Linked DNA regions of Mus musculus: all the other regions are linked to region 3. A link is a loop called in an ENCODE intact Hi-C map of the cell type or tissue named here. Cell type or tissue: heart. All regions are shown on one strand.

Region 1 (8,000 bases), 270 kb after region 3:
CTCTATTATCGCATAATCCTGATTTAAAGAGTTCTTATTAAAAGAAAGACAACATAAGTCAATCAAAACAAAAAGCATTACTTCTGTTCTCTGAGGCATGTGATATAATGAAATGTAAACGTTACTCTATGATTTATAATCTACATTATAAATATTTCCAGGAACTTTTAAAAATATAGGAAGGCAAAACTTCTTTTCTAAAGTATCCTGATATTCATAAAAATAAGCATTTAGTGTGTGTGTGTGTGTGTGTGTGTGTGTGTGTGTAACTTCAGGGTTAGAAAACCCATCCTACTGGAGCTTTACTACCGCATGCCTCATAAACAAGCAATCTCTGCTATACTTTATGCTTAGTTCTCAAAATGAAGGTGGCTCACTGAACCAGTTCTTTGGGAATTTTCCTTACATAAAAGAGGAATAAAACTTTTATTTCTGTCAAGGCACAAAGCCAATCATGTTAAGACCTTTGCCAGAGCATAAAACACTCAGTAGGGACATAATTGGGAGTCTGGGCAGTGCGCACCTAACTATGCAGAATTTGCCTCACTTAAATAGGTGTGGTAACTACACATCTTACCACAGCCTTGGCTAAAGGTAAGCACCTCTTTCCACAGCTGACTTAAAGTCTGCTCCCTGAGAAGCATTGTCATTTGCACCGTTGATCATTTCATCTACTTATGAATTATACAAACACAGGTTCTATTATGAGAGGTCACAGAGAACATTTTGAATAGTGGTATTTCCCAGTGTCCTTTGGAAACCATTCTAACTCAGAAAAAGCTATCTGATGAAACAAAAAGAAAGTTGAAGCAATGGCATATATTCAGTGGCTAACATAATAATTGCCATATTCAACTTTCAGTTTGATTCTTTAAGCCTGAAAACATAAAGCACTCTCTATTACACACTGGTGTAGGGGCAAGCAGAGGTTCTGAATCACTGGAATTTTTGTTCTATTTCCTGCTAATACACAGATAGTACCACCATTCAACATATTCATTCCACACACGTGTTAAAAGCTGCAGAAGCCTTCGTGGACTATCTGGATACTAACCCAACTCATGAATCTGACATTTTTTCCTAAGGATTGGAATTAAAGTAGCTAGCTAAAGCATATAGTAAAAGAAAAGGCAACTGTTCATTTATTAGAAATATGTATGGTTTCAAAAAGGTTTCAAGTTGTACAGTTTTAAAAGTAATCATGGATTCACCTTTACTAAGACATTAAGGATGCTTCTGAAAAGGCATCAAAACTCTTGCTGTACCAAGTGTGGTAAACAGTGATAACTAAAAGCCAAAACCAAAACCAAAACCAAAACAAACAAAAAAACCAAAAAAAAAAAAAAAAAACCAAAACAAAAAACAAACAACCCTCTTTTGTACCCAGTGAAATTCCTAGCAAAATTTGAAGCTGCTTCATGAGCAACATCTCCTTTGAGTAAGCTAGGACACAAAGCCATTCCTTTTATAAAATGGCAATCAACCTAACCCTACGATTTGGCACTTTACTAACTTACCCAGCACTGACAAAATGGATGCAAAGCTAGAGTGTCTGGCTGCTGCCTCGAATACTGCATTTGTGTCCAAGAACTTTCCAATGACTAGAAGCCCATTTACCAACAGCCTGCAATGCTTTTGGGAACCCGAACTTCACGGAGACTCGAATAAAAGCTCCAGGAGGCTGCAAGTCTCCACCACTCTCCTGAAAACCCCTCTTATCAGAAACATTTGAAGAATTCCTCCATAACAATTAAGCTGACTTGAATGGAAACTTAGCATCTCAAATATACTATATATGGAATGAAACTTGGCCAAACACGTAAATACAAACTCACACGCTCCCTGACACTTTCGGCCTACAATTATGAGCCAAGGATTCTACAGCATCAGCAACAGACAGATCCACCTGTCACCTGTCAGCAACACCCAGGGACCCTTGTTAAGTCTTCCTCTTCCAACCACTATCTCGGGGCAAGAAAATCAGAGTAGTCCTGTGGACTCTAAGGGGGCCCCAACCTCTTCACAGCGGGGCGTGCTGCCCATTTGGAAGAAGGCTGCAGACAAGCAAAATCGGAAAGCAAAGCGAGAGAGGTGCTTCCTCTTTACCCTGCACTTAACTTCCCCGGCTCTCCCTTAACTCGCGGGCCCCGAAGTCATCGTTATCCAGACCTGGGTTCCCCCAAAGGCGTCTGGTTCCCTCCCTCCCACTTCCAGATCACAGGCCTGGGGGCGGACCGGGGGCCAAGGCACCCCCACCCCCGGCTCTCTCCGGCGCTGGGCTCCGGGGCAGGCCCGGTCCCCCTCCCCCGACGCCCCGGAGCCCAGGCCAGGCCCCAGGCTCCCCGCCCCCACCCTCCCCGCAGGACTTGGGGGGCCTCCCTGCGCCTCGCCACCGCGGGCAGGACCCGGGCGGAGCGGCGGACGAAGGCGAGGAAGGCGCGGACGCCCCGCTAGGGCTTCGCGCGCCAGGCAGAGCCGGTCCCCGAGCCGCTGCAGGCGCGGGGAGCCGGGCTGGGGGTGGGGGGGGTGGGGGGTGGGGAGGGATCCCGCCGAGGCCCCGCAGCGCCGTCCGCTTACCCTTCGCCGCCGCCGCGGCTTCCCCCTCCTCCTCGTCCGCCGCCGCCGCCTCTCCCACTTGGGCAGCCGTCTCCCCCGTCGTCACCGCGGCCGCCGCCAGCGCCGATTCCACCCGGCAGGGGGGACACCTCAGCCCTCCCTCCCTCCCCGCTCGGCCCCCTCCGCCCGGCCGCCGCCAACTCCCTCCGGCCGCCGCCGCCGCTCGCGGCTGAGGGGGAGGGGAGGGGGTCGGCCTGGGGCGCCCCGCCGCCGGCGCCTGCCGCGGATCAAAGCGATGGCCGGGGCGGCGTCGCCGCGGCCCGCTGCTCGGCTCCGGCTCGCACGGCCGCCCTGCCTCCCTCCGCCCCCACCCCCCTGCCGCTCGCCTGCCCTCCCCCCACCCCCCCAGCTCTCGCTCGCTCGCCCGCTCGCGCCGCGGCTCCGCCAGCCCAGTCCGCATCAAAATACGGCCACACAATATGGCGGCGCGGCGGCCGGCAAACACCGCGAGATCTGAGGCGGCGGCCGTGACGAGGCCTCCCTCCGCCGGGTGGCGGGGATGCTCTGTCCACGCCCCACCTCCGCCAGCCGCCGTCCCCACTCCCGGCTCGCCGTGGCCGGAGGGGACGCGTCCCGGCGCGGGCTGAGGAGGAGCACGCGGGTCCCTCACGCTCGGACGGGGAGGGAGGGAGGGAGAGAGAGAGGAGCCGAGCGGTGCGCGCGCCGCCGAGGGCCTCGCGGCTCCGGAAGCGGGTGGCGGGCTGTGCGAGCAGGGCGAGCCGTGCGAGCCGGCGGCCCAGCTCGGGGAGACGGGCGGGACCCTGCAGGCCCTGACGGGCCGCGGGGCAGGTGGGCCTGAGGCGGAGGCGAGCGCCGGGCCTGCGGGGCTGCGGGGCCGCGAGCCGGACACACCCCCTTGGAGCCGGGCCGCGCCCAGGCCGCGAGCTACCGGGTGACCCGGGAGGGACGGCGGGTCGGATGGAGACCGGGCGGTGCGGGACGCGTCCTGGAAGCCGCGGGACCCGAGCGGAGTTTGGCTCGGCCGCTGGACTTTCCTTGATCAGCAGTGGGGGCCCGCAGAGAGAACGATCTAAAGAATCAAGCGAGTCGTTGCGATTGTAACTGCACGTTCCTAGAAGACCTAGAAGCAGAGCCAAAGACACTTTAGCTTCGAGGGGAGACGCGGGGGAGGGGACACTTCTGGTTTCTATCTTCTTAAAGATGTGCTTCGTTTTCCCTCGGGGTGGGGTGGGGTTGGGTGGTGGTGGTCAACGTTCAGATGTTTCTCACAATGTAAAATATTTTAAAATCTTGGCGGTTTCATATGGCAAAAAAAAAAAAGGCTTTTTTTTTCTTCTTCTTGACCCTGTCCAAAGTGTGCATATCGCTGCCAGTTTCTTCCTTGAAGAAATTCATACTACCGAAAAAAATCCGGAAGGACTATTTTTATTATTCTGTTATCAGTATAAGCTCCATAGGTGCTTATTGCTTATTGTTTTTAAAGCCCCTTTTTTAAACACTTAAAACCCTTTCACTTCCTTTTTACACTCAGTTTTACAAAGTACCTGAAATATTGGGGTTTAGCTCTACTTAAAAACTTTTAGCCCGCCAGAAGTCAGAGTGCTAATGATTTACAACATTGGAACTTTTAAATTTTTCTCTCGGTTGACATTAAGAAAGTAAAAGTATATACTTTGAAAAAGTGTTTTTTCTGTGTTCGAAGTAAAAGTAAATTATAATTCACATAGTAGATGCTGTTTTCATTAATTCACAGTAACAGACGCCATTGAGCCCTAATACTACAGTTCTCTGAGGAATTATTTCCATAGTCAGTGTAATGATTTTAGATAAATTGAAGAAATTATTAAATAAACAGTACTTCTCTTAAACTGAGGCACAATTCGAACATATACTGCTGAAATAATAGAAGTGGATTAAGAAAAAAATAGTTCCTGTTCAAAATTTGTTTTCTGAAATGTACGTGTACACATTTTAATAGAAATATATTTTCCATATAAACAAATGTAATGGGTTTGAGAAAAGGAAGAGAAGATATAATCGTACATCATTGCCCAAATTTGAAGAGCTTGGATCTCTAATGAAGAGAAAGCCCCAGATAGCTATGTAGAGGAAAACTCTATGAAAGAACTAATGCCTTTAAAAACAAACAAACAAAAAACAAAACAGAACAAACCCCTTCTGGGATCTTGTAAGAATCAAAGATCGCAGATTAAAGGATGCTAAAGAGCATGACATCCTAATGCGACATGAGACCCCAAGGCGGATCCCTTGCTGGGAAAGAAAAGGTTACAAAGTAGTTTGTATTGGGATAACTGGGTAAAGTTAGGTAAAGTTAGGACTACAGAGACAATGTAAGTATTATGTTATCTTTAACCTTCTGAAATTTGTTCTTCATTACAATATTCTTAAACACACTGAAGGGTTAAAGAGGTAAAAGAACACAATGTATAAAACTTTACCCATGTGGCTCAGAAAAAAAAATATGTATATTCTATATGCTTTTTCTGTGTGGATGTATACTTCCTATCTGCCATACACATACAGAGAGTGGTGATAAGTTTTAAATATTGGTAATTAGAAGCATTTTAAAAGTCATATTTGATGAATCTAGGGCATTTGTAGTGTCTCAAAATGTTTTGAAAGTTTGGTTATGAGCTTGGCCTTTATCGGGTAACATCTGCCCGGTTCTCAAAATCACTTAAGCCTAAAAGATCTTGCAATTTCTGATAAGTTTGACACTATTTCAAAACAAATACTTTTAGAAAGCCAACCTGGGCTAGAGATGCATTGTAGTGCTAGAACACACACCTGTGAGAGGCCCTGGGCTTCCGCCTCAGCACAGCAGTAGCAGCAAAATAGAGGAGGCCTTTCAACTCCTAGGGGCTTCCTTGGCTCAGCAAGGGGAGGCATTTAATGCGCTCCAGATAGATGGTCCCTCCTCTTATTTTCTCCCTACAAACAAACTGGAGGTTTGGCTTATCTGGGTATGTTTTCTAACATTTTCAGTCTATTTGATTTGGAACATAAATAACTAGGAATGTCTTTATATAGTTGATAATTATGATTTCTGTTTATAGAATTGGTGGATAGTCCCCTCTAGCCACAAGACTAATGAAAATAAGGGCAGACTGTGTCTTCCAAGTATTCTTTGTAGTAGCTACAGGAAACTGGATAAAATTCAATTCGCCATTCAGAACATTTTAATGTGGTTTTGTGCTTTCTGATTGAGCAAGCACCTGTGATTATTTAAATCAACTTAAAATTCATACCCACAGTTGCACTGCCCACATTTCAAGTGCTCAGTAAACCATGCATTCCATCTTCACAGAAAATGCTGTTCCACAGAACTGGTAGCGGAAGAGATTACACTTTATAAATAGCATCTGCACAAGGTAGACGGTGATAGTCACCATAGAAGCATAGGAGAGGAGATAGTACTGTGCAGGGCGTGAACACAGGAGAAGCAGGGCAAGCTTCAAGAGGAAGACTGCACGTGGCAGGTGGAGGTGAAGCCAGAGGGTTCCAGGCAGTGACAGCTTGAACAGTGTAGGAGAGAAGTGAGAGAAACACTTACTTTGGTGTATCTATAGCATACAAGATATAAAGGAAGGCAGAGCTGCGTAAAACCACAAATGCTGAGCCTAGCCTGTTCTTGAGGCAATGAGAGCAACGTGAGTTTATACTAGAGAAAGAACATGATTAAATAAATGGGTCTTTAAGATGGATGCCCTTATAGCTGTCATGACACCTCACCTGGTTTTTGCTGGACTAACCTGAAGACTGATCTCTAGATCCACATAATAAAACTGAGGCAATATGGCATGTATCTCTAATCCAAGCATTGAGGAGGCAGAGATAGACTGATCCCGGGGGCTTTGTTGGTAAGCTATTCAGGACATTGGATTAGGGGTGAAGCCACAGATTATATAGCAGTGCAGTAGTCCAAATGAGAGACACTGAGCGGTTGCTATGGTGCGATCTGTTATTAAGATAGTTTTTAATGGCATTTAACAAATCTTGATTTAGAAGATGGCATAAGTAATGAACCATGGTGGTGCACACCTGGAATCCTAGCACTTGTGAGGTGCAGACTGGCCAGGCGTTCAGCAGTATCCTCAGTTAGAGGACAGTCTAACCTAAAACACCTTATTAAATAATATAAAAACCTATACCTCACAGATTTGGGGGCTTCAAGACAGGGTAGACCTCAGTCTGAAAGACTTTAAAGTGTAATAATGCAGTCAACATCTGGGTTCTTTTCATTTCTGCTCTGCTGTTTTGGGCTTTCGAATCTTCCTCAGGCTAATAAGATGGTCCTAGTAGTGGCAGGCATCTGGAATGTTGACATCTAGAAGAGGAGGAGGAGGAGGAAGAGCAGGAGGAAGAAGGGAAGGAAAAGAGAGGAGGACATGTTTTCCAAAACAGCTTTCCCTTTTCTTCCTGTGATGGTCAATCTTGATTGTCAGCTTGATGTGACTTAGAATCGCCTAAAAGACACATCTCTGGGAATCTCTATGGGGGTGTTTTCAGAGGGGTTTAACTGGTGGAAAGACCTGCCTTAATGTGGGTGACCACCTCCTGGACTGGGCTTTCAGACAACCAAAATGAGACAGTCACCTGCTGGTATTATCCACAGAGATCTTGGGTGGGGGAGCAGTGTCTGGCCCGGGGAAGGGTTCAAGTGAACGGGAGAGGGGAGTCGATTAAAGCTGTCTTCTCTGGCTGCTGCTACTTCAAGACACTGCTATGACAGACCAGATAGGCCTGGCAGCCTCTAGCAGGGAAAACTTTGGGAGAGAGCCCTCTTTCCCAGGAAGTGTTACTGCTCTTATGTGACAGATGCTCTCAGATGACAGAGTAATTCTCACACACCTTTATTCCTTCTGGATAGGATCTTATATACATTTTGGGGTGGGTTTGGGTCTGACAGCAGATGGTTTCTATTGGCTTGGTCTGAGATGTTAGGGATGCCTTATCTGCATGTGGAGGGAGGGGCTTGGGGTGTTGGCCTTAGCTGACTGATTGTCATGATCCTCTCCATGGGGGGCTATGGTCATGTATCAGGCGCCTGATCAGAAGCAGGTGAAGCTCCTACTGTCCTCTGGTATGAGGTTCCAGGGCTTCCAACCCACTCAACCTTACCAAGTTTCCTGGCCCCACAGTGACCTGAGCTCCGGCCTTCATCTAACTCTGCTTCCTAAGTGGATGCACTGTGACCAGCCACACCTTTCTTAGAAAAGTGGATTGTACACTCTGGCTTGAACCAGAAACTTCCTCCTCTTCCTTTAAATGACTTGTGTCAAATATTTTGTTATGACAATAAGTAACAAATATAGCTCACTTCTCCCAACTAGTTCCCTTCCCTTCCCCTGGGTCATATTTGAACCACAGACTAGTCTCTGGTTCTCACAGTGAAACAGGTT
Region 2 (8,000 bases), 98 kb after region 3:
AGACAAACCTTTAAAACACTTGTAAAGAGGTACACACTGATCAATTTGCTACAACATGAACATTTAGTTGTTGTCTCCCAAATATGAGGACTACTTGTCAAAAAGAATACAAATACACGTTCCTAAATGCACACCTCGGGGCTTAAGCTCATTGTGAGCCGTTAAAGGGCTGTTCCTTTGATCTAGAACACTGGATACCAATTCATTAGCTACTTAGTATTGTCAGTCACCTCACTCAGCTTTTCCTCAGGCTCTAGCCATAGCATGCTCACAGTAATTTGGGGCATGTGGCCATGATGTGATTGTGATTAGTGCCCTCTGGGCTCCAGCGCTGTCAGCCCTGAGTTCTCAGGCTCCTCAGCATCCCCTCTTTTATTGTCTGTGTGGCTGTGTTGCGCTTACTGTGCTGCTGAGGATGGAGCCCGGCAGTTCACTTGTCAGGCAAATATCTACCACGGAGCTCTGTCTTCAGCACCTCTCTGAGCTGGGGCAGGAGGCGGGCATCTTCCCTCACTAAGTTATCCAGACCCAGTGATTCTCCTACCTAGGCCAAGCCAGGAGCTGGGACTATGGAAACACAAATCTGCATGTCACTGGCTTAATAAATCAAGTGTTTTTGTCCTATTTACTTACTAGTGTCCCTCCCAGCCTGGTCAGCATGTCTAAGCCCACAGCCTGGGGCACAAGAGAAATACAACAAAGAGGTGCTCTCATACCCCTGCCACAGAATAAATTCACAACAGCAAAATCCACCGATGTTGACTTCCTCCTCACTGCAGTCATCAGCTTTGAAAGAATTTTCTCAGTGATGCTTGCTTCCAGGCATGAACGAATAACCCTGCTTAACTCCCCACCTCAGTGCCAGACAGGCCCAGTCATGACTTCTCAGGAGGCACAGAGCAGGAGTCACATCTCCCATGTCCTTTATGTTACTCAAATAAAATTATACAGCCCAACATAACACTATTCGATTCTTTAAATAACCAAAACCCTTGAGGTTTAAAGAGAAAAGCAGGGGCTTTTTAAAAGAGCACCTGCTGCTCTCGCAGAGGACCTGGGATCAGTCCTCAGAACCCACACAGTGGCTCACAACTGCCAACCACTCCCGTTCCAGAGGATCCAACATCCTCTCTGGCCTTCTTGGGTACCAAGTACACATATGGCACAGCTATGCATGCAGACCAAACACCATACACATAAAAAGAAATGAGTCTAAAAAGAAGAGCATTTTGTTGACAGATGAGTAAGAACAATAAAGGAGGAGCCGCACATACAATTAGTATCTATCTTCTACAACCAGGATGAATGAGAACTAGGGTTCTCCAGCTGGCTAGCCCACACCTATGCTAATCTACCACTTCTATGCTAGTTACACTTCTAACCTACCAGTAACTAAAGGCCAGTCCCAAGAAGGAATAAGTACACAGCATCTCAATAATCAACGAGTTTTAATGCCTTAGCTACTACTATAGAAACAATGTATCACTTTAAGGTCCCACTTCACATCAGAACTAATTTAATATTATTAAAGACACAGTAATGTTGGAAACAATTCAATAGTACTCACCTATCAAAGTCTGACAGCTTATTCGGGTTACACCACTATTTACAGGTAAGTCATTTACATATACCTGTCCACGCTCATAGGTTATGTTAAGAACAACCTTGAAATAAAGCAGCATATACATTAATTTCAATGGTTTATAAATGACCACAAACTCTTCATATCAAAAATACATCATCTAACTATGTGTGTAGCAGGTGTTATAGTTTGGCTCTGCCCCTCAAAGACCCATGTGTTGGAAGCTTGGTCTCTCTCCAAGTGGTGATGTTTGGGGGAAGGGAGCCCTCTAAGATACAAAGCTTAGTGGTAGATGTCTAATCCCTAGGACAATGTCTTCAAAGGCACTGTGGGATCCCAGTCTCTCTTATCTGGTATCTGGCAAAATAAATTTGTCCTCCTGTTAGCTCCTATCACTCTGGTACCATTTGCCATAAGACCAAAGACAACCAACACCAGCACTATGTCCTTGAGCCTCCATAACTAAGCTAAAAGCAAAACATCAAAAGCCCTTTTGGTTTTATTTAGGGCTTTTGTTTTGTTTGATTTGGTTTTTTTAATAAGTTATATATTTTTATTTTATTTGTATAGATGCTTTGCCTGCATGCGTGTCTGTGCACCGTGTGTGTAGTGCCTAAGAGGAAAACAGGGTGCTGCTTCCCTGGAAGTGAAGATACATGTTGAAGGCTAGGCTGATCTAAGGCTTTCCCTGAGGCCCTGATGTATAGCAAAAACATTCTTCTAAACTGTCTCTAACCCTTGAGCCTGCTTGGCAGAGTCAGTATGGCCTGGAGCCAGGACCTTGGGACAGCTACAGATTCTGATCTTTGAGAACCCAACACTTCCCACCCTAAGGGGCTACGTTGTGTGTCCCAACCCCATCCTCTGACACCCTTGAGATATCCAGTACCCTCCCCCCTTGTGTAGAACTGCTTGAATCACTTCCTGCTGACTTATTCCCACAGTATAGCAGACTTTTACTGACTCAGTACCATTTTTCCCATAAAACTACACACTAGACACTGTATATCTATCGTAAGCTTGCTTGACATAAGACATAGCTTATGCAAGCCCCCTGATCCCTACTTTTCTATCTTCTTTATCTTCTCATCCCCTCAGCAGCCTGTCACTGGAGAATGACCTGCTGGTCTAGGTCAGCTATAGATGGTTATAAACTGCCATTTGGGGACGTTGGGAATCCAACCTGGATCTTCTACAAGAGCAGTCACTGCTCTTAACCACTGAGCCATCCTTCCCGTCCTTGGTTTTGGGTTTCTTAAGACAGTCTCGCTACTTAAGAAGCACAGGCTGACTTTAATTTGAGGTAAGCCCTTTCTGCCTCAGCCTCCAAAGTGCTGGGATTACAGGAATGAAGTGCTACGCCTAGCCTCATATAGCCTGGCATAGATTTCATGTATTTATATGTAGTAGCCTGCCTTGGGCATTGCAATGTAATAACAGAAAATGGACTAATACAATCAGTAAAACTTTCTGGCTAAATATTATAGTAAAAATATAATCAAAAGAAGACAAACCTGTTCTTCAGACTCTTCCCCACTCTTGCTCAGGGTAGTTACATTGATTTGGATGCCATTCTACAAAACAAAGGTATAGGTTGGACAGATACTCACTTTACATATTGAAAATAAACTGACTGTGCGGGCAAGTTCAAATATTTCTTGGATTCAGAAGAGATGATGAAGAATCTCCAAAATTCTAAAAGAGAGGAAATAAGTCCATATCTCTATAACTTTACAATCACCCAGTATTTATTTGGTTTCCGGGTGCTTGTCCGCACAGTTGCTATTTTACCCAGAAGAAATTGCGGCTCAACTACAATTTCATATACAAGTGTGCTTGAGAGTTGCAAGGTTGTTGCTACTGCTTTGTGATTTCTGTATTCAAAAGAAGAGTTCTAGCATAATTCTAAAACATTATAAGCAGAATAAAGAGCTGGAGATGGCTCAAGAGTTATAAAAGCACTTGTTGCAAAACAGGACCATGGGAAACACTGAATCCACAAGGTTATCCTGTGACCTCCATTGGTGTAAGTTCCCGATCCAACACCACATATACACAACAAGTAAAGTTTTAAACATAAAAAGTGACATTTATCATGACAGTCACTTCTGTCTTTAGTGTGTTCCTACCACATAAGTTTCTTGTCATTTGGGGAAAACTCGAATTTTATAATCTCTAAACTTTCTCCTACTATACTGAAGAAGGCCAATGTGGCAACAAGAGTAAATCATGGGCTGGCATTTTGCAATGGCAGGGTTCTCACAGTAAGCCAGGAATCTGAAAGACTTGTGACCTTAGAGCGGTTGAATCTCGTTCCCCTGGGATGTTGAAGAAACTCATCTCCGACCCATCACGCAGGAAAGGACTGCTCCTCCCACCCACCCCACCCCCACGACCACACACACACACACACACACACACACACACACACACACACAAACACACATCCAATAAAAAGCCCATCCGGGAAGCGATAGACCTTCAGCCTCCCTCAGTCGCTAGCCCGAGTGGCCCCGAGACCAAGAAAGGCACTCCCTCCTGGTCGCGGCCGAGCAGACACAGGTGGCCTGGAAAATTGCTAATTGGGCAACACAAACATCTTCAGGGCCCAGGACCGGGCGCTAACCCAGGAAGGAGCCATTACAAACGACCGAAGTCACTAGCGATCACGCATTTTCGACAGCAAAACCTGGCAGGATCCGAACCGATTCGAGAGGCGCTAGGAAACTCAAGTTCGATGGCCGCAGTCTTGACCACACTTTCAAGGACGCCTGCACGCCTTCCTTGCGTTCCCTTTCGGGGGACCCACCCCACCCGGCATCCGGGAAAGCCCCCCCTTTCTCTCCCGGCGGCCAGACCCGGTCCAGCCCCGCACTCTCGGCTGTCCACCTGCGGGAGGGGGCAGCGTCACCCCGCCCGGGCTCCCGGAGGTCCAGGCAGAGGAGCGGCTTGTTGCGGACGCCCAGCCCTACCTGCGGGGCTGTGGACGGCGGCCTGGGCGCGTTGGTGGTCAGCCATCCCGCGGCTGGCAGCGCTATGAACAGCAACAACCGGACGGACAGCGGCGCCGACAGGCCGCCCTCCATCTTGGACAACACCGGCCCGGCGCGGCGGGAGGTGAGGGCGTGGCGGTCCGGGGCGGGGCGGGGCCTAGGGGAGGGGAGGGGCTGGGGGGCGGGACCGACCCCTCCCAAATGGGGCGGGTCGACCGAGCTGCTGGGGCTGCGCAGGCCTTTGACGTCTATGGGCGGAGCCAACTTTGTGAGCGTCCTCCGGGAGTTTGAGATGAGAAAGGGGTTTTCTCCAAACAAGTGCAATTCTTTACGAAGCCTTTACTTTTGGAGTGTGATTTTGTTTTCTCTTTCGAAACAGGATCTCGAAACAGTAGCCTAGGCTAGCTTTGAACTACTTACTGATCCTGCTGGAATTACAGAAGTGTGCCACCCTCTCACCTCAACCTTGATGGTACTTTTTCATTAGTATCAATATGTCGATATACTTACAAAAAAATGAAACAACTAGTGTCTTATAAAATGTCAGGAATGATAAATAAAAATTTAGCACTTGGAGAGGTACCCGCTTTTTCACTGGCTCTCACTATGCAGCTCCAGAACCCTCTATCTACACCAAGCTGACATTCAACTTGTGACAATTCTCCTGCCTCTGCCTCCTGAGTGTTGAGATTACAGGCAAACACCACCATTCCTACTGACTCATAAATTGCCACCTCTGGCTACAGGTGAGACTTTTGTTTGTTTGTTTTGTTTTTGTTTTTCGAGACAGGGTTTCTCTGTATAGCCCTGGCTGTCCTGGAACTCACTTTGTAGAGCAGGCTGGCCTCGAACTCAGAAATCCACCTGCCTCTGCCTCCCACGTGCTGGGATTAAAGGCGTGCGCCACCACTGCCCGGCCAGGTGAGACTTTAAAAAGTTTATGAAGTACTGGGCCTCCGTACAGCCCCAAGTATCTGATTCGATTAGATTGCACTAGAGCTGGGAAAGTGATAATTTGTCATGGGTCAGGGCTGAGGACCTGGCCCTTACCTTAAATGTCCCACTGTACTTTTGGCGTCGAGAGAAAATGCCACCAAATGAAGCCCGGTTCACATGTCTCCACATTCTGCTCCATTACTTTCCTAACCTATGAAATGAAGGTGTAGACCTTTCTTTAACCTGTTAATTTTTAAAATTTTATGTAAATGAGTTGTAAACCACCATGTGGGTGCTGAGAATCAAACCCCAGTCCTTTGTAAGAGCAATAAGGGGCCTTAACCGCTGAGCCGCCTTTCCAAACCCTTTTTCTAACCCTTTAGCTTGTATTTATTGTGGAGCAAGGTGTCATGTGGACGTGAGAGGACAACATCCGGGGGCCAGTTCTCCGCTTCTGCCATGTGGCTTACGGGGATCCAACTCAGGTCGTGAGGCCAGCTGGAAAACAATTCTGTCCTAATCGCACTGAACTTCAGGGAGGGGCTGGAGCATATTGGCTGGGGAAGAGTAGGAGACCGGACCCCAGCCAGGAGGTTACTGAGAAGCCCTCAGCCGTGGTGATTTCCCACCATTGCCCTGGGGTCCCCACACTTCTGTTACTAACCCCTCACATGAGTAAGCCCAATAAACCCAAGGACTTCCTGGGCGAATGCTGGTGGGATTATATTTTGGTTTGTCATAGACCTTAGAAGTAGGGGTAGATGCTCACAGCTCCCCCGGGGAAGGAGTTTTCTTAATACAGGATTGCATACCGATTGACACGTAGTTGTATGTATGGCCTGTTAGGTAGAATAAGAAATTTATTTAGGGGGCTGGTCAGATGGCTCAGTGGTTAAGAGCACCAACTGCTCTTCCAAAGGTCCTGAGTTCAAATCCCAACAACCACATGGTGGCTCACAACCATCTGTACAGTTACAGTGTGCTCATATACATAAAATAAATCTTTTTTTTTAAAGAAATGTATTTAGTTTTTCTTTGAAATAAAACCTTTGCCATAGAAAGGATTTTTTTTTTCAGCTTTTGAAGCCATTTTCTCCTACTACCTCTGCCATATGCCTTACTTCTAGGGTACAGTAAACTGCTAGGTAGCTCTCAGATATTAGTAGGTCATTAAGGATGGATCCCCCCTCCTTCATAATCAGCAGATGGTAAATCCAGGAAATGAAATTGCTGAACTGTGACTACTAAATGCATGAGCTCTGCTGGAGACACTGTAGCAGTCTAGAATATTACTGTTTAGCTGGGGGTTTTCTGGTAAAGCACAGCCACATCACTGTCCCCATCCTTAGCAATGAATCCACCTCTCCCTTGGTACAGTGCTTCAGAGCCCTGGGTTCATTCCCAGCATTGACTGTGGGCCCATCAAGATGGTTCGGCTGATAAAGGCTCTTGCTGCCAAGCCTGAAAACCTGACTTTAGCCCTTGGAAGCCCACATGATGGAAGGAGAGAACCAACTCTTTGCAAGTTATCCTCTGATGTCCACATACCCACTGTGGTACAAGTGTGTACACACCTCACACACACACATGTAAATAAATAAAAGCAAAACCCAAAACCTGGGTGTGATAAGGAATATAATTCCCATCAGCTCAAGGTCATTGTTGGTTACATGAAACCTTGTCTCAAAAAAGAAAAGAAAAAAAAAAAACTTGAGTTAACCAAAATGGGCCTATCAATTACCTGTACAGGAAAACCATCCCTCAGGAAAGCTATCTCTGGTCTTTATCCACCCTCACCCTTTGAGAGTGTTTCCTTTGCAGTGGTTCTTTGTCCACTTGTCAACCTTGAGAGTGCCCCACTTTACCTTGCAATATCTGTACACGACATTTGTGTGTCTTGGAATTCTTTTTGACAGAGGTAACATGGGCAAAGAGGAGACTAGGATGAGATTCGCCATAACAAACCTAAGAAGGACTCGTTAAATGTTCACAGTGTTTCTCTGTGTAGCCCTGGCTGTTCTAGAATTCACTCTACAGACCAGGTTGGCTTTGAACTCACAGACATCCACATGCCTCTGTCTCCCAAGTGCTGGAATCAAAGGTGTGTACCACCACAGCCCAGAAAATGTTCACTTTTTAGCTAAGTTCTCAACCACTATGAGGTACTGTACATCAGTACTAACTTATTGGTGGATTCTATAATGAAGGCCTACTTACTTCTCTGGTCATCTAAAACTACTGGCTATTACACTCTGTGATAAACTTCTGGAATTAAAAATGAGTCTAGAGAACTAGAGAGATGGCTCAGCAGTTAAGAGTGCTTGTTGCTCTTCTAACAACTGATTGGAATTCAGTTCCGAGGGCCCAATGTAGGTGGCTCACAACCACCTGTAGTTTTAGTTCCAAAGGTTGTAAGGCCTTCTGACTAACACATGCAAACACACACACACACACACACACACACACACACACACACACACACACAAATA
Region 3 (8,000 bases):
CTCTGTCTGTAAACAGTTTGGATGTTTTAGGTCCCTGTCTTGTTTGTGGAACTGATGCAGAAGCCATTTATGTTACCAGACAACTATTTTCATGAAAGTGAAAAAACCTAGTTATCAAAATTTTATCACCAGAAAGTGGCATTTGTAAGGAAACAATAAACTGTTTGTTAATGTCAGTGCCCAATGTTGGCTTGCTGCTTGCTTCCTCCCCCAACACTTATTAGAATCTGATCAATGACTGATGACAAAAAATCTTGAGAGCATCAGAGGGTCCCAGTGCTGTTTAATACATGCCTTCATTTAACTTAACACTTCTACAAAATAAACAGTGTAGAATCCAAGTAGAATTTTGTGAATTAAAACCAACCATATAGCCAGGGGCTAGAGATAGCTCAGTGGTTATTAAGAGCACTTGCTATTTAGCTGGGCCTTGGTAGACCTTAATTTAATCAGCACTTGGAAGGCAGAGGTAGGTAGGTAGGTGGATCTGTGAATTCAAGGCCAGCCTCTGGTCTATGGAGCAAAGTCCCAATGCAGCAAGAGCTACACAGAGAAACCCTTTCTGGAAAAACAAAAACAACACAAAAGAAAAGCACCCGCTAGTCTTGCAGAAGACCCAGGTTCAGTCCCCAGCATCCACATGGTGACTCAGCCATCTGTACCTCTAGTTCCTGGGGATCTGACATCCTCCTTTGCCCTTCGGAGGCACCAGGCACCCGTGGCACACACATTCAAACACAAAACTAGCCAACAGGAAACAGGTATATGGTAGGATGCTGTGCACACAGGGCGATATGAGGTTCAGCTATTTCAAAGATGGCAAATGTTGGCTTTGCCTCTTGAAAACTACCTAGATCATATGCCAAGATTCCCCAGCTTTTCAATGCATCCTTCAATGCATTTATTTCCAAAAACAAATGTTTTCACATCAATGCTTGTGAACAATATACATTCTAGATAGTTTTCTAACATCTAAAAAAGAATGACCTAATATAAAAAGTGTCCCAAAGGTAATTCTGATTTTTAAAAGTTGGAAGTATTACACAATAACTGCATCTCATCATTGCAAAGTTGGTAATGCTGGTGCTCTCCCAGACTTAGCTCCAGGTTGGAGGCCTGAGTTTAGGCCCTGGCCTGGCCTGGCCTCCGCTCCTCTGCTTCTTTCCCAAGGGTCTTTTCACTGCACCCTGGCTTGTGCGGTGACTTAGCCCTCTCAAGAAGCAGCTCCAGCTCTCTGTGCTTAAAATATTTTTAATGGTTCAAATTAGCAGACATAGTCCATTGAATTACACGTCTTAAAATTGTACCTACCTACCAAAGCACAAGGTAGGGACCTTGATTTGTAGGACGATCCCAACAGCATAGTGGGGCTGAAGCCACATTAGGGATTTTTACTATGACGACAGAGCTAAAGCAGTGGCAGCGACTACATTAAAATATTCCCTTGTCATCTAAATTTGACCATCTGAGGTTTTCATAGTTGAACTTTTGGATACAGTACCTCAGAAAAAAGCAGAACTGGGCTTCATGGAGCAGGCTTGTTATCTCAGCTACCTTTAAGACTGAGGCTGAAGGATCACAAGTTCAAAGCCAGTCCGGATAACAGTGAGGCCCAGTCTCAATGAAAACTATAAAATGTTCTGAGGATATAGCTCAGTGGTAGAGCACTGGCATAGCATGGTTCAATTCCTGGTTACACTGGGATGTCAACGTTTTTACTTTTTTGGTCTAACACAAAATAGAGTATCTGAAAAAAAAAATAATTGCATGTATTACCTACCAGCAAAACTGGGGACTGTGTTCATATTTACAGGTGATAGACAGCCCAGTGTTGGTTGGCACCATTTAGATTCTCAGCACTAGGAAAGGTGGAGTGGGGTAGGAGAATGGGAGTTTTGGCACACACGCTGCGGCCTAGAGATCCTCTACGTGGACCTAATCCCCCGCAAAAGAGAACAATGCATTAAAAGACCAAAGTCAGTGATGCATCCCGAACAGCAGATTCAATTTCAAGAGAAACAGAACTTCTGACAGCGGCCCCGTTACTCGTTATGGCTACAATGACCTCTCCTGCAGATCCGCTGGACCGAACTCTGCAAATCCACAGGTCCAGTTTCAAGAACACTCCATCTGGCTAGTTCCAAAACCACATTCGCTCCCAGCTCTGGAAGACTCGAGTTTTATTCAAGCTCTAGACATCTTGCCTCGTGACGTCCGCGGTCTCGGAGCGCCGTTCACCGCCCTTTCCTGGTGCGACCCACGCTCGCCGCGACGCGCCCGCGTCTCCGTGCGGAGCCAGAACGTGGTGGTACAGACTCCACTCTCTGGGCCACACTCACCCCGGCTCGGGGAAGCGGGCGAGCGAGTCTCGGTCGGGAGGCCACAAACGGAGCGCTAGCTCCGGGGCCCAGCGGGGCGGCCTGAAGCCCCCAGTCCTCGGCCCCCGCGCAAGCGACGCCGGGAAATGCCCACATCCGGGAAACCCGCGGCGGACGGCGGCGGCGGCGACACGGAGTGGAAGGCAAAATGGCGGCGGCAGCGATGGCCTGGTGCTGAGGGGAGAGCCAGGTCCTCGCGACCCCGCGTCGGGCCGCGCTGGCCGGCCGCAGCCCCCCGGCGTGTGTCCCCGCCCTGCCCCATCCCGAACCCGGAGCGACGCTAGGGGCCCTGGGGGACGGGCTCCGGGCCGCCGCGGCGCCGGCCCTCGGGCCCGCAGCGGCTGTCCAGAAGCCTCACCGTCCCCTGCAGGTAGGTCCGGAGCCGGCGCCGCGGGTGGGGCTCGCGCTCCTCGGGAGTCCCTGTCGGCGGGGCGGTGGCCGGCCGGGCCCACGCCCATCCCCGCTGGCGGGGGTCCAGGGGCCGCGGTGGCCAGGCGGGCTGAGCCGGCCGGGTCTGGGCCTGACTGGGGCTGATTGCGCTGACCGGAGCCGAGCCCTGCCCTGGGGAAGCGGAGGTTGGCCGCACCCGGCGCCGCAGGGAGAGCCCGGGGGCACTGAGGCCTCCGAGGTGCGAGCTGGCCTGGGAAGAGCGGGCGGGGGCTCGGGACGACAGCCACCCCTCCCCGCTTTAGAGGGGAGAGGAGCGAAAGGTGGTTTTTTTCACGCAAGGTTGCACCAAACCGGCCTCACTTCTTTGGCCTCGCAGCGGGCCTCCCGTCGGGGTCCACCTTTGAAGCAGTCCTGGGAACCTCTCCAGCTCGCTGCAATTTGTTAGCTCACCGCTTAGTGGCAGGGGGTGGGAGAGACGTGTCACTTGTTCGGGTGCTTTTTAAGTACTGGAAAACGAAGGAAAGACAGTAAGGGAAGATTGTTTATTGTACCTGGGGAAAAAAGTCGAAGCGAAGGAAAGAATAACTCTCCGATGACTTATCCCAATTCTCCCACTAATGCAGTTGGAAAATCACTTTTCTAAGGGAACGAGGTTAAAATATTTGTCTCCATTTGTAAATATGACTTTTTAAAATATGTGTATTCACTAGAAGTTACAAGTCAGATGAGCAGTAAGTACAGTCTCACACAATATGGTATCACTCAAGGTTTGGAAATTAGCCCAAATGCCTGGCATGAAGGTTGTCAGAAGTTTATGGATTATTTATTGAAGGTTATTATACTTTTCTTAAGACAGGGTCTCACAATGTATTCCTTAGCCTGGGACTCAATATGTAGACCATGCTGACCTGGAACTCAAAAAGATCTGCCCGCCTCTGGGGTTGGGCTGTGAGCCACCATGCCCCGCTAATGTTAAGGTTTTTAGTCCTTTAAAATCAAATTTTCTCCATGAGGTATGACTCTCTTCTAAGATATCTTTAGTTTTTATTACCTTAACTAAAGTTTTCTCTTACCTAGTGAGTAGTCAGGTAGGTAATATGGTTGAGGTGATTCTCCAAGGCAGGCAGGCAGGCAGACAGGCAGGCAGGCGAGGAATCTGTGTTTCTCTTATAGGCTGTTATTGCAATAAACTAGATAGTGGCACAGGCTGGAAAAGGCGCTCTCTTTCTGTGCCTGATTATTGATTATGACTTGAGACTCTTCACAGAAGTCTTTTTTTTCTCCTAAACTGTGTGTATGATATTTGGCTTTATTTTCATCATTTAAGTTTCTGTTTTTCATGCTAGTCTTTGTTCTATATACATATAATCTTGAGAGGTTCCTACTGTGATTATTAATTTCATTTAGATGTGATATTTACATGACTTTTGTATATCACAAAAGTTTAGTGATACATACTATCAAGTAGAAATGACAATTATTCAGTATCAATATAAAAATGTAAGTGATAGTTTCCATTTGTTCTTCTCATACTGAGCACTGTATGTGGGTAGGGCCTTATAGATGGGTGGTAAGGAAGCCCTCTACCCACCCTTTTTTCTTTGAGACAGATCTCACTAAGTTGCCATTTCACTCAGCAGTTTTCACTTTGTTACTTGTTCTTGAGACAGGGTCTTTGTGGCCCAGGCTGGCCTAGGATTTCCTTTGTACCTGAGGGTGACCATTAATTTACTCTCCTGAGATTACAATCACGTACCACCAATCACGTACCATCCAGCCCTTGGCTGTGTGCAGCCCAGCAGTGCTCTGCAAACCAACCTACGCCCCCAGCCCCAGTTTTCACTTTGGCTCCTTCCTCCTTATGTATTTTCTGGGTCTTACCTACATGTATGTTGTGCACCATGTGTGTGCCTAGTGCCACTGAAGTCAGAAGAGGAGTTGGAGCCTCTGTAACTCGGGTTACAGAGAATTATGATCTGCTGATATGGGTGTTGGGATTTAAGGTCCTCCGGAAGATCATCTAGTGCTCTTAACCACTGAGAGCCATCTCTTAGCCCCTTGATCAGTTAATTCCTGTAAAGTAATTGGGAGAAAATGTCAGTGGACAGATGTGTCACTGTTGCCCTCTTAGTACTTAAGACTGCTACTAGGGAGCAATACATTCTATCTGTTTTTTTTAAAAAAAAAGGTTTATTTATTTATTATATATAAGTACACTGTCTTCAGACACAGCAGAAGAGGGCATCAGATCTCATTACAGAGGGGTATGAGCCACCATGTGGTTGCTGGGATTTGAACTCAGGACCTCTGAAAGAACAGTCAGTGCTCTTAACCACTGAGCCATCTCTTCAGCCCAATACATTCTATCTTTATTCACCAAGTATTTTAGCAGGTTGTCTTTATAAACTTAATCCAGCCCAAAGTACAACTTTGTTCTTGTTTGTTTCTGAGACTGGTTCTTCCTGCAATAGCCCAACTAGTCCTGTAACTCACTGTACATTAGGCTGTCCTTGAACTCACAGGCATCCTCCTGCCTCAACCTGTGGAGTTTTGGGATTAAAGGAGTATTGTAAAGCTCTGAAATCTTACTGTGTAGTTGTACCAGTTTGGTTTTGTTGTTGTCGTTGTTGTTGTTCTTTTTGTTTCTGTTTAATACATTTTTTGAAGAAGGTTCATTCTTTTTTTTTTTTTTCATTCTTTTTTTAAGTGGAAGCTTTATTTCAATCTAAAGCATTTTAACTGTCCTGTCAAGGTTGAGTGTAATCTAGCAAGGTTAAAACATTGGTGTGATGAAAATGCCCTGTGCTAGGTTAGAGTATGTGGAATCCATTCTAGCAGTACGTCTAGCTGGCTACAAGGCATTTTAATTCTAGATCTATTTCTTTGCTCATTAAAAGAAACACTCAAGACACCAAATCCTCTGAATGTGTGAGCTAGGAAAAATAGGAATATAACAAAAGCAGACATTCTGCTCTAGTCGTGTAAACTGTCTTGTGTTCGGGTAATAAGCAGCTCCTGAAGAGATTCTCTGTTAGGGAGGTATTTAAATGAAGCCTTGAACGTTGAGTATAAGTTGTACAAAAATATGGCATAGGCTCTCTCAGGAACGCGAAGAGTAAGTCATTAAAGTAGAAAATCATGAAGCATGAGAGCCGATCATCTGGCTTGGTTAGGATGTGAAGTACAAGTGCAGAGATATAAGTATAGACCTGAGATACAAAGGTAAGGGGAAGGCTGCCAGTTTTCAGGACTCCTCCGTGCTGAAGGGAGCCTGTCTGGTGCTTGTTGAAAACTTAGGATTGAACTTATTTGATGTTCATAACAACCTTGAGATAGATCCAGTGTTTGCACATATTTGAAGATGAAAAACAGGCACAGAAGCTAAGTAGTTTGCCCAGAGTCACACAGCTAGTCAGTTGAAAAGTTGAGAGTCATACTGGAGGCGGAAACAGGCAGATCTCTTCTGCATAGGAAACTCTAGGCCAGCCAGGGCTACACAGAGACCCTGGAGTTGGGGAGGGGGTGGTGTCAGGGTTAGGGTTAGGGTGGAAAGGCTAAACTTTCTTCCTGGGAGAGTGCTGTTGAAAGAGCCCATGAAGGAAGGAGTCATTTATAGTTATGGAATAGGAAAATAACATGATTGAATTGTTCATTATCAATTCTATTCTGGCACCATTGTTCCTTGAGCTAATGCAGTTGGGCTATTTTGCCTGGAGTTCTTTTTAAGATTCTCTTTGCCTGTCATATCATAGTAATAAAGATTAGTGAGACTTGATATTACCTGCATTAGCTATACTTTGTTGGAGGGGTTGTAAACTAGTATACTTTCCTAGAAGATAAGCTTACATTTCCAGAATTTTATTAATTATTTTTTTTGTGGTTTTGTACATCAAATCTGTGGTTCTGAGCATGCTAGACAATTACTCTACTATTGAGGTATATTGTCAGTCCAGTGCCCTGATTTTAAATGTGTTTCCTTTCATAAACATATATATGTAGGGTTGTTTGTTTTTGCAGTGCTGGGTCTAGAACCCAGGACTTTTCATATACTAAGCATTTTTCCACTGAACTACACCTACAGCCATTAGTTCTTTGACTCAGCAATTCTGCTTCTCAGAATTTACCTTAAGGAATACTCAGCACCGTGTGCACAAAAATGTTTATTGCATGATTGGTGGAGGTGATTTCTTTTGTTTGAGGCATGATCTTGCCATGTAACTCAGGCTGGCCTAGAACTCATGTTCCTATTTCCTTCAGCTTTCTAGTTCTGGGGTTGCAGACCTGGTCCCTCTGTGTCTGTCTGGCTTGTAGTATATTTTTATTAGCTGGCTTTGATACATTCAAGGACCATGTTGTATGTATGTAAACTATAAAGCATAATTAATGACCATCCATTGACTTCACCCATTCTGAGAACTAGAATAGTCCTGTAATTGAGGTTACCAGTCTTACATAGCATGAACTTACTCTGTAGCTAAGGATGTCCTTGGACTTTTATTACAGGTGTGCACTATTCTACTTGCTTTATATGATGCTAGGGATTTAAATCCAGGGCTAGATGCTTGCTAGACTAGCACTTTACCAACTATTACTTCATTTTATTTTTTAAGGCAGGGTCTCATTTCATCTGGCCCTACTTATCCTAGTAGCCAAAGTTAACCTTGAATTTCTGATCCTGTTGTCTCTGTCTCCCAGGTGCTAGGTACTAGGATTTCAGAACAAAGTACCATCACATCCAGTTTAATCTAGTGCTGGAGAGAGAACCTAGGCCTTTTCTAGGCCAGCATTGTACTAGCTGATATCACCACCCCATTTGTTTTATTTTGAGACAGGTTCTCGGTAGTTCAGATTGGACTAGATCTCAGGAGAGATTGTAAACACAAGTTATATGAGGGCATCACCTGGCATAGTAGTGGAGCTTTTGTTTGCTTATTTTGCATGTATTTGTGTGCTCTTGCTACAGGCAAATGTGGAGATTAGAGGACAACTTGTGGGAGCTGGTTCTACCACAGCGTTTCTAGGGGTTGAACTCAGCTCTTTAGACTTGGTGGCGAGCACCGTTTCTGTGGAGACATCATGCTTGGCCCTTGGCGTACTGTATGACAGCAAACTTTGGTTTTAATAAGTGTCACATCCTTGCACAGCTTGGGTCCAGGAACCCCACTAAAGGGTGATGAGGGGCCAGTGAGGGAATTAGAAAGGATGTGCACCGAGTCACAGAAAAACTGACAT
Region 4 (8,000 bases), 110 kb after region 3:
GAGATGTGCTGAGATTAAAGGTGTGGACCACTATCACCTGGCTTTTGTTTTTAAACACAAATCTGCAAGCCTTTCTCTTTCTGATGGGCAAACTGAGACCACAGATATTCAGAAAAGGGGTGTATTAATCCCTGCTACTTTGTTGTCTTTTTGAACTGCTGTTTCCTTAATCCTCATTGGTTTATCTACTGTTGTAACATCTTTTACTTTTCTCTCCTGTATCCTCTTCATGTGTATATCATTACCCACAGGTTCAAGAGTTCCTCTCCCAGTATCCTCTGTAGGGCCAGCTGGCTTTGTGCTCATAAATTCCATTAGCCTGTTTTTGTTTTGTTTGTTCGATCATGGAATGTTTCTGTCTCTTGATCAATTATAAGATAGTTTTCTGGGGTATAGTAGTCTGGGTTGGCAGCCACAGTCTCCCAGAACTTGAAATACATTCTGTACCTTTGGGAGTTTTTAATGTTTCTGTTGATAACTAAGCTATTATTCTACAAAGCTTCCTTTTATACATGTCTCAGTAGTTTTCTCTCCTGCAGCTCTGATACGCTTCCTTTGTTTTGTATATTTGGTGTTTTAACCATAATATGATGAGAACTTCTTTCCTGATCCTATTTCTTGAGTGTGGGTATGTCTCTTTCCTTACATTTGGGACACTTTTTGCTATAATTATTTCCAGACTTTCTCTTTATTAAATCCCATTTCACATATTGAGTCTCTTTCCTCACTTAGCTGTATATTTATTCTCTTGCAGTTCATTTCGATTATGCATGCCCATGCTGTCTTTGAACACATATACCATCACTCTGTGAATTCTTTGAATTTCTTCTAAACTAGTCCCACTGAGTGTCAACACCCTGGGACTGGTATTTTTGAGAGAAGCCATACTGCCTTTTTCATTTTACTTGTGTTTTTTTCAGACTTGTGGGTCTCTGGTAAATGTCATGGCTGGCAGAGAGACAGTCTGTATGCAGCAAGAAGGAAAGCCAGCTCAACATGACTTACTTAGTTGGTGTTGGTTCATACTTCTATAGTCTCATACCAAGCAGTTTGTTTTAGATATATTTAAATATGTTACAATTTGAGAAAAAAATGTTTTCTGATAACAGTTGTCTCAATTCTGAGCTTACGGTGTAATTTCATTGAAATTCTTTTGCAAAGTACATGTGACCTCTACCATGAAGATGGGTTCTATAGCTTGAGTACCTAGGATCTGGCTTGGTCTCAGTCCTACAGATGTTTAGAGGGCACTAAGCTATAAGGTACATGTGACATCTCTTCTAAGGAGGGTTCTGTTGCCTGAGAAAGATAAAGGTCTAGCGAAGGAGAATATGGGATAAATATAATAGTGTGGTGTGGCCCTATAAACAGCACAGATCACCATGCTATTAACAACATCCACTTCCAGCCTTCTAGGTGGAAAACAGGTATACACATTCTAAGTGTTGCAGTTCAGAAAGGAAAGTCATTCTCTGTAGAAGTACTTCAGGTCTGCCCAGAAAGGTATTCTGGCAATTAGGAGCCAAGGAATACCATAAAGTCACACTGCATAACAAACCTCACACACGACATTTATTGGCAGGGAAAACCCCGGGGGTGGGGGGTGGAGGTTGTTGCTGCTTGGGTGGCTGCTGCAGCAGCTAATTGTGCAGAAGGTAGGGCTTATATAGAATTTCTTAGGGGCGGAGCTTTCCAGGGTAAGGATTAGTGGGATTTCAAGTCTTGACCTTGGATGGGCTTAGGGATTGGTGGGCTGTTTTTCCATGTAGGGTGGGGTTTGGTTACTCTCCCACCTTGGGGCTGGGAATGAATGCTAAAGCTGGCAGTAAACATGGTTGACTCTCATCTGGATTCCCTTGCATTCCTTTCCTAAGTCCTAGAATCCTGTTTACAGCTTGAGCATCCCTCAGCAATGGGAATCTTCCTTAGGATGATCACATTACCAGTGGTATCCTAGTTAGCAGGCAGTGTTTCACAGATGGATTGCCAGGTCTTGTCACACCTCTGCCAATTCCTTCAGGACACTGGTTGCAAATGTTGGTCCTGCCTCTGTGTAGTTGTTCCCACTGTCTTGTATTCTGCAAAGAGTCTGTATGTAAGTTCCTATGTATACTTTAGTTCCTACCAGGTTTTCAGTTCACTGAAGGCTATGCAGATCTGATTCAAATGTTTGCTTTTGAGGCAGGGCCTATGCATCCTTGGTTTGCTTTTACTCGCTACACAGTGACTATGATCTTCAACGATTATCCCGCTTCTACAACTTGAGTGCTCGGATTACAGACATGTAGTTTATACAGTACAAGAAACATTATCCTGGGTTGTATCCATGCTAGGCAGGCATTGTATAATCTGATGTACATCTCCAGTCACTTCCTGACAAAGTCCTTAGTGTACTATCTCTGAGAAACTTTAATTTTTTCTTTTTTTTATGTGTATGGGTGTTTCACCTACATGTGTGCCTGTGCACTACAAGCATGCAGTACCCTTAGAGGCTAGAGGAGGATGTGTGATCCCTTGGGAGTGGAGTTACAGATGGTTGTAAGCAGCCATGGCCATGCTAGGTGCTGAACTGGGTCCTTTGGAAGAGCAGCCAGTGCTACTATCCACAAATGCTTCTCTCCACAATCCCCCCAAATCTGTAAAAACTGTGTGAGCATGCATGGATATGGTGTGCATGTGGCGGTCAGAGGGTAGCATTTGGCGCTGGTTCTGTGGTAACATGTGGGTTCCTGGTCCACACTTAGGCTGTAGGCCTTGAGGTGGAAGTGGTTTTAGTCACTGAGCCATTTTCTCAGCCTGAGTTCAAATGCAGTCTTCTTCTCACAACATGATCACTCCTGTCCGACCTCCTTGGCTTGGCTGGTATATTTGCCCTCATTGAAGGGTATCTCTCCTGAAAAGCTCTGCTGTTCCAAGAGTCTACTATGATTTTAGAAAACGTTAAGGACATTAACATCTCAGTACTGTCAATCAAAGTAAAGAACATGGACACAGGCTTTCATTTTTCTTTTAAATACCTATGGAGTTGAAATTTTTATTTTGTTGTTTATTTATTTATTTATTTATTTATCAAAACCAGATCTAAACTCTGGTACCAGAGTTTGAAACAAGGGACTGACACATGCAAGGCAAATGCTGTACTGCTATTGAATTTCTTTGAGGACAAATCTTGTTTTCTTCCAATTCAAACCAGAAAGGCTTAGTCATCCATCCAAACTATACCAATGCAAGAGATAAATAATAGTGAGAGGCAGAGAAGAGAGATGTATTCACAATGGCTTCATTGCTTACCAATGAAGCCATTCATTGATTGAACAAATCAGTCCAGTGACTTATCAACTCCTGCACAGCTATATCATCTCCATGTGTTCTAGCCCATATCCAATGATTTTCTAAACTAGAAGACGGTAACAGGTGCAGGGTTTTTGATTACACCCTTCTAAATGGGACCAGACTATAAATAAATTCATGTTTCTTTACCATCTTCTGTTTCCTAAATTCCTTGGAATATACGGAATAACACATGCGTGGTGAACACTTCTAGCCATGAAATTGCTTCAAATACTATTTTTCTTAAAAAAAAAAATGTTTACTTTTAAAAAGTCCTTTCTCCTCATCTTCCTGGATATGCCTATGATCTGTCATATCTCTGATTTTCACAAGTACACATTAAAATGACATAAAAGGGAATAATCTGCTTGATTAGAAAAGAGTATACCGGGCTGGAGAGATGGCTAACTGGTTAAGAGCACTGACTGCTCTTCTGAAGGTCCTGAGTTCAAACCCCAGCAACCACATGGTGGCTCACAACCGTCCGTAATGAGATCTGACTCCCTCTTCTGGAGTGTCTGAAGACAGCTACAGTATGCTTACATATAATAAATAAATAAATCTTAAAAAATATTTTAAAAAAGTAAAGAGTGTACTAAAACATGGAAATATGTTATCAGCATAAAAAAACCGGTAGTTTTTATTACATATCTCCAATGTAAGACTGAAGCCTTTGTATTCTAATTTGTTGCACAAAACCTCTGTGCTGTTAAGCCATGTCCAGTCCTGATCTACACACACTAGTATGATCAAAATCTACAACAACAAGAAAAACCCCAAACCAAAGCTTGTTAGTCACCTTTTCTTACAGCTTTCACCGAGCAACTGATGCCTCGGGCTTGGCGATTTTGATGGAGAGACTATGGAAACCCCAGGGCAACCTCTTCCAAAGGCAAGGGGAGGATGTGCCGCCGGCTTGGAGGTTTCTCAGCTCTCGGATGCCTCCGCTATTCCTACGGAATGGCCCTCTTGAGATACAGGTCTTTATATGGGTCACCAAGGGCGGAAGAGAGTCCTCAAACAGCCTCCACAGCCAGAAGACAGCGGGCACCAGATAACAGCTGCCGGGCCGAACGAGCCGGCCATTAGGCCGCGGGAAATCGCGCCTCCGAGGTGGGCGACGGCGCCCGCGGCTGACGCCAGAAGCCGTCGCACACGTCGTGACGTAAGACGTAGGCGCGCGCTGGTTGCGCATGCGCCTGTCATTGCCGGGGTGTTTGTTCCTGCGGAGGAGCCGGCGCCATGGCGGTTCTCTTGGAGACCACTCTGGGCGACGTGGTCATCGACTTGTACACTGAAGAGCGTCCCCGGGGTGAGACTGGAGGCCTTCGCGACCTGGCGGGGCCGTGAGCCCGCTGCCAAAGTTCCCTTTTCTTCGCTGTTTCTGGCTCGAGCTCAGTTTCATAGCAGGCCTTGGTTTTGTGTGTGTGTGTGTGTGGTGTGTAGAACTGTGGCTTGTGGGTCTGGGTGAGGTGTAGCTTTCGTGGCTATGCTTTCTTTACTCGTGAAAGGTAAAGAAAGGGTTAAATACGGTTTGACTTGACATCATTTGTCATGATGAAAGCAGGTAGGAAGTTGGCTGGTCTGCAAGGCGCCAGGGATCAGCTAGAGTTCAGGCGTCTGAATGTCCATTGAGGGAGGACGAAGCGAGCTCCAGTTTTAACTTCGAGTCCTAACAGATGGATGTGCACTTTGCTATGCAAAACAGAGAGGTGGGAAGAAGCCACATAAGAAACCTAGCCTTTTCGAAGATGAGTGTTAGATAAGGTGTACTTAGCAGTTTCTTTGGAGTTTTTCTGGTAATAGAAAGAAATCTGGCATTCTGGAACGAATTGGTATGTGAAATGAAATAGATGCCACTGACTTCCAGTCAGGCCAAATACTGGTAGGCCAGGTCCTTAGTAAGTCCTCTTTGCCATGTTGTTGGTTTGAACACTTCAGGAGCAGGATTATAGCATGGCACACTTGCCTTGGAGAGACACTAGGCTGCTGTGTGGAGAATGTATCCTTTGGGAGAATCGGGAAACTGGGAGAGATTAGCTACAATCATTGTCCTTCTCCCGTGGAATGCAGAGATTACCACAGAATGAAAGAAGGTGTGCTGCAGCACTGCACACAGGGAGTGCCTCCTGCCTGCACACCTTCTCCCATGCTCAACTGTTCCTCCCCTCCCTCACAAACCCTACACTTTCTGTTGCAGCCTTCTATATTCTTACTGTTGCCAATGCCCACACTCCTCTCCACTCCCTATCCTTCTGAGAACTTCATTTCCTGACTATATATATGTATATATATCCATGAATATATATGTGTATATATGTATGTATGTGTGTATGTATATATATATATATGTATGTGTATGTGTGTGTGTATGTGTGTATATATATATATATATATATATATATATGAAGAGCTCAACTAAAGCATGAGCTCTTCAGTGTAACACTTAGGTCAGCTACAGTTAGTCTGTTTCTTCTGTTTTGTCTGCAATGGTTTTATAAATCACAGCAGCACTCATGTTATTAGAACATGTACTTACTGTCCTGGAACTATGTGCATGATTGTCTCCTCCCAGTGATGTGCTTCAAGGAGAGCAGAAACTGTGCCTTAATATCTCCATTATCTTAAGAATCCTGGTACAAGCTGGGCAGTGGTAACACATGCCTTTAATCCTGACACTCAGGAGGCAGAAATAGGTAGGTGGGTCTCTGAGTTTAAAGGGTGAGTTCCAGGACAGCCAGGGCTACAAAGAGAGACCATGTCTTGAAGAAGAAGAAAAAGAAAAAAGCCTTGTACAGCATCTGCCCTGGTTTTCCTGGAATTCACTCTGTAGGCCAGGCAAATTCACAGAGGTCTGCATAGAAAAACCCTGTCTCAAGAAACCAAATGTGTGTGTGTAATAGTTATGTATATATAACTACTTAAATAATATAGATGGTATTATTAGAAATGCCTAGTGTCATTATTTCATGTTTAGTTGTGAGGACCTTTGTTGTATTTTTTTTCTCTCTATTTTTGAGGCTGCCTTATTGTATATCTCACATGTTTTTTGTTTTTTATTTTTTTAATTAGGTATTTTCCTCATTTACATTTCAAATGCTATCCCAAAAGTCCCCCATACTCTTCCCCCCAACTCCCCTACCCATCCACTCCCACTTCTTGGCTCTGGTGTTCCCTTTACTGAGGCATATAAAGTTTGCAAAACCAAGGGGCCTCTCTTCCCAATGATGGCCGACTGGGACATCTTCTGCTACATATGCAGATAGAGACACGAGCTCTGGGGTTACTGGTTAGTTCATATTGTTGTTCCTCACACTAGTTTTAAATTCATGGTTCTGATTCTTCTCAGGCATATGCCATCATACCTGGCTATGACACTAGTTCCATCAATAAAAATTTACCAAGGGCAAGGAGCCTCATGTATTTAACTTTCTGTGTGGGTTCTTAGTGCTTTAAGAACTTGTTGGCATGTATCTATGAGTCCTTCACGGGCATGAGCTATAATTTAGCGATGTTTCTGATGGCAGTGCCAAACACCTAGAAAGCTGTACTAGTTACTCTTCTATCGGGGTGACAAAACACTGTGACCAGAAAGGGACTCATGGAAGCAGTTATTTTGGATTATGGTTCCAGAGGGACAGTTCATAATGGTGGGGCAGGCACAGCAGTTTTTGGCTGAATTAGGCAGCTGTGAGATCACATCTTTAGCACAGCACACCAAACAGGGAAAGTGAACCAGAAGTAGGGTGAACCTGTCCCTAGTGATGAATTTCCTTTGGCAAGGCTCCCATCCTAAAATGTCCAGCTCACAGAACCTTTGTTTTTCTTTTAATAAAAATGCAAAGTTAGATTAAATTGTACTAATTATGCTGTCACTAATTTGTCTAAAACTGATTTTTTGCTTTCCTGTAATTTAGTTTTTACTTTCTTTTCAGCTTGCTTGAATTTTTTGAAGCTGTGCAAAATAAAATATTACAACTATTGCCTCATACACAATGTACAGGTGAGTTGGTAGGTCTCAGTCATGCTCTTAGTTATTGGAAACATGTAGTAAACCATGAATTAACAAAGAATTTTGTATATTCTAGAGGGATTTTATCATACAAACAGGAGATCCCACGGGGACTGGCCGCGGAGGAGAGTCTATATTTGGGTAAGCTCCTATGTGTGTATTTTAGTTAGCGTTTCTATGCTATAATGAAACACTATGATCAAAAGAAACCAGGAAAGGAGAGTGTATTAGTCAGGGTTCTCTAGAGTCACAGAACTTATGAATAGTCTCTAGATAGTAAAGGAATTTATTGATGACTTACAGTCGGCAGCCCAATTCCCAACAATTTTTCAGTCGCAGCTGTGAATGGAAGTCCAAGGATCTAGCAGTTACTCAGTCTCACGCAGCAAGCAGGCGAAGGAGCAAGAGCTAGAGCTAGACTCCCTTCTTTCAATGTCCTTATATTGTCTCCAGCAGAAGGTGTAGCCCAGATTAAAGGTGTGTTCCTTAAACTCGGAGATTCAATCTTCTGGAATCCATAGCCACTATGGCTCAAGATCTTCAAACCAAGATCCAGATAAGGATCTCCAAGCCTCCAGATAAGGGTCACTGGTGAGCCTTCCAATTCCGGATTGTAGTTCATTCCAAATATTGTCAAGTTGACAACCAGGAATAGCCA

The links. A loop is a pair of places that touch in the nucleus more often than their neighbours do. Peaks named below come from ENCODE experiments on the same cell type or tissue, not always from the same donor. Only the 100,000 strongest peaks of a DNase experiment are listed, where the experiment ranks them.
Region 1: a loop joins it to region 3, with 2.1 times the contacts of the local background. A loop is called at or near these places in 2 of 42 quality-filtered maps.
Region 2: a loop joins it to region 3, with 2.2 times the contacts of the local background. A loop is called at or near these places in 6 of 42 quality-filtered maps.
Region 4: a loop joins it to region 3, with 3 times the contacts of the local background. A loop is called at or near these places in 2 of 42 quality-filtered maps.

Annotation. Positions count from the first base shown.
Region 1 is chr10:7,953,224-7,961,223 of GRCm38, forward strand. Tab2 (TGF-beta activated kinase 1/MAP3K7 binding protein 2) reads right to left here and starts at 2,900. Exons shown (of 7, transcript NM_138667.3): 1 at 2,578-2,900. In heart, no CTCF peak of the experiment used is centred here; DNase peaks (open chromatin) are centred at 2,218 and 3,068; H3K4me3 peaks cover 4,254 bases; H3K27ac peaks cover 3,743 bases.
Region 2 is chr10:7,776,207-7,784,206 of GRCm38, forward strand. It overlaps Ginm1 (glycoprotein integral membrane 1), which reads right to left and starts at 4,711. Exons shown (of 8, transcript NM_001346750.1): 1 at 4,555-4,711; 2 at 3,097-3,156; 3 at 1,568-1,664. The coding sequence starts at 4,668. In heart, no CTCF peak of the experiment used is centred here; a DNase peak (open chromatin) is centred at 4,645; H3K4me3 peaks cover 1,804 bases; H3K27ac peaks cover 1,227 bases.
Region 3 is chr10:7,678,703-7,686,702 of GRCm38, forward strand. It overlaps Nup43 (nucleoporin 43), which reads left to right. Exons shown (of 8, transcript NM_145706.2): 8 at 1-184. The coding sequence ends at 95. It overlaps Lats1 (large tumor suppressor), which reads left to right and starts at 2,507. Exons shown (of 8, transcript NM_010690.1): 1 at 2,507-2,748. It also overlaps a transcript of Pcmt1 not described here. In heart, a CTCF peak has its summit at 3,231; DNase peaks (open chromatin) are centred at 2,469 and 2,859; H3K4me3 peaks cover 3,178 bases; H3K27ac peaks cover 2,132 bases.
Region 4 is chr10:7,788,379-7,796,378 of GRCm38, forward strand. Ppil4 (peptidylprolyl isomerase (cyclophilin)-like 4) reads left to right here and starts at 4,516. Exons shown (of 13, transcript NM_026141.3): 1 at 4,516-4,642; 2 at 7,266-7,333; 3 at 7,419-7,483. The coding sequence starts at 4,573. In heart, no CTCF peak of the experiment used is centred here; a DNase peak (open chromatin) is centred at 4,493; H3K4me3 peaks cover 2,148 bases; H3K27ac peaks cover 1,536 bases.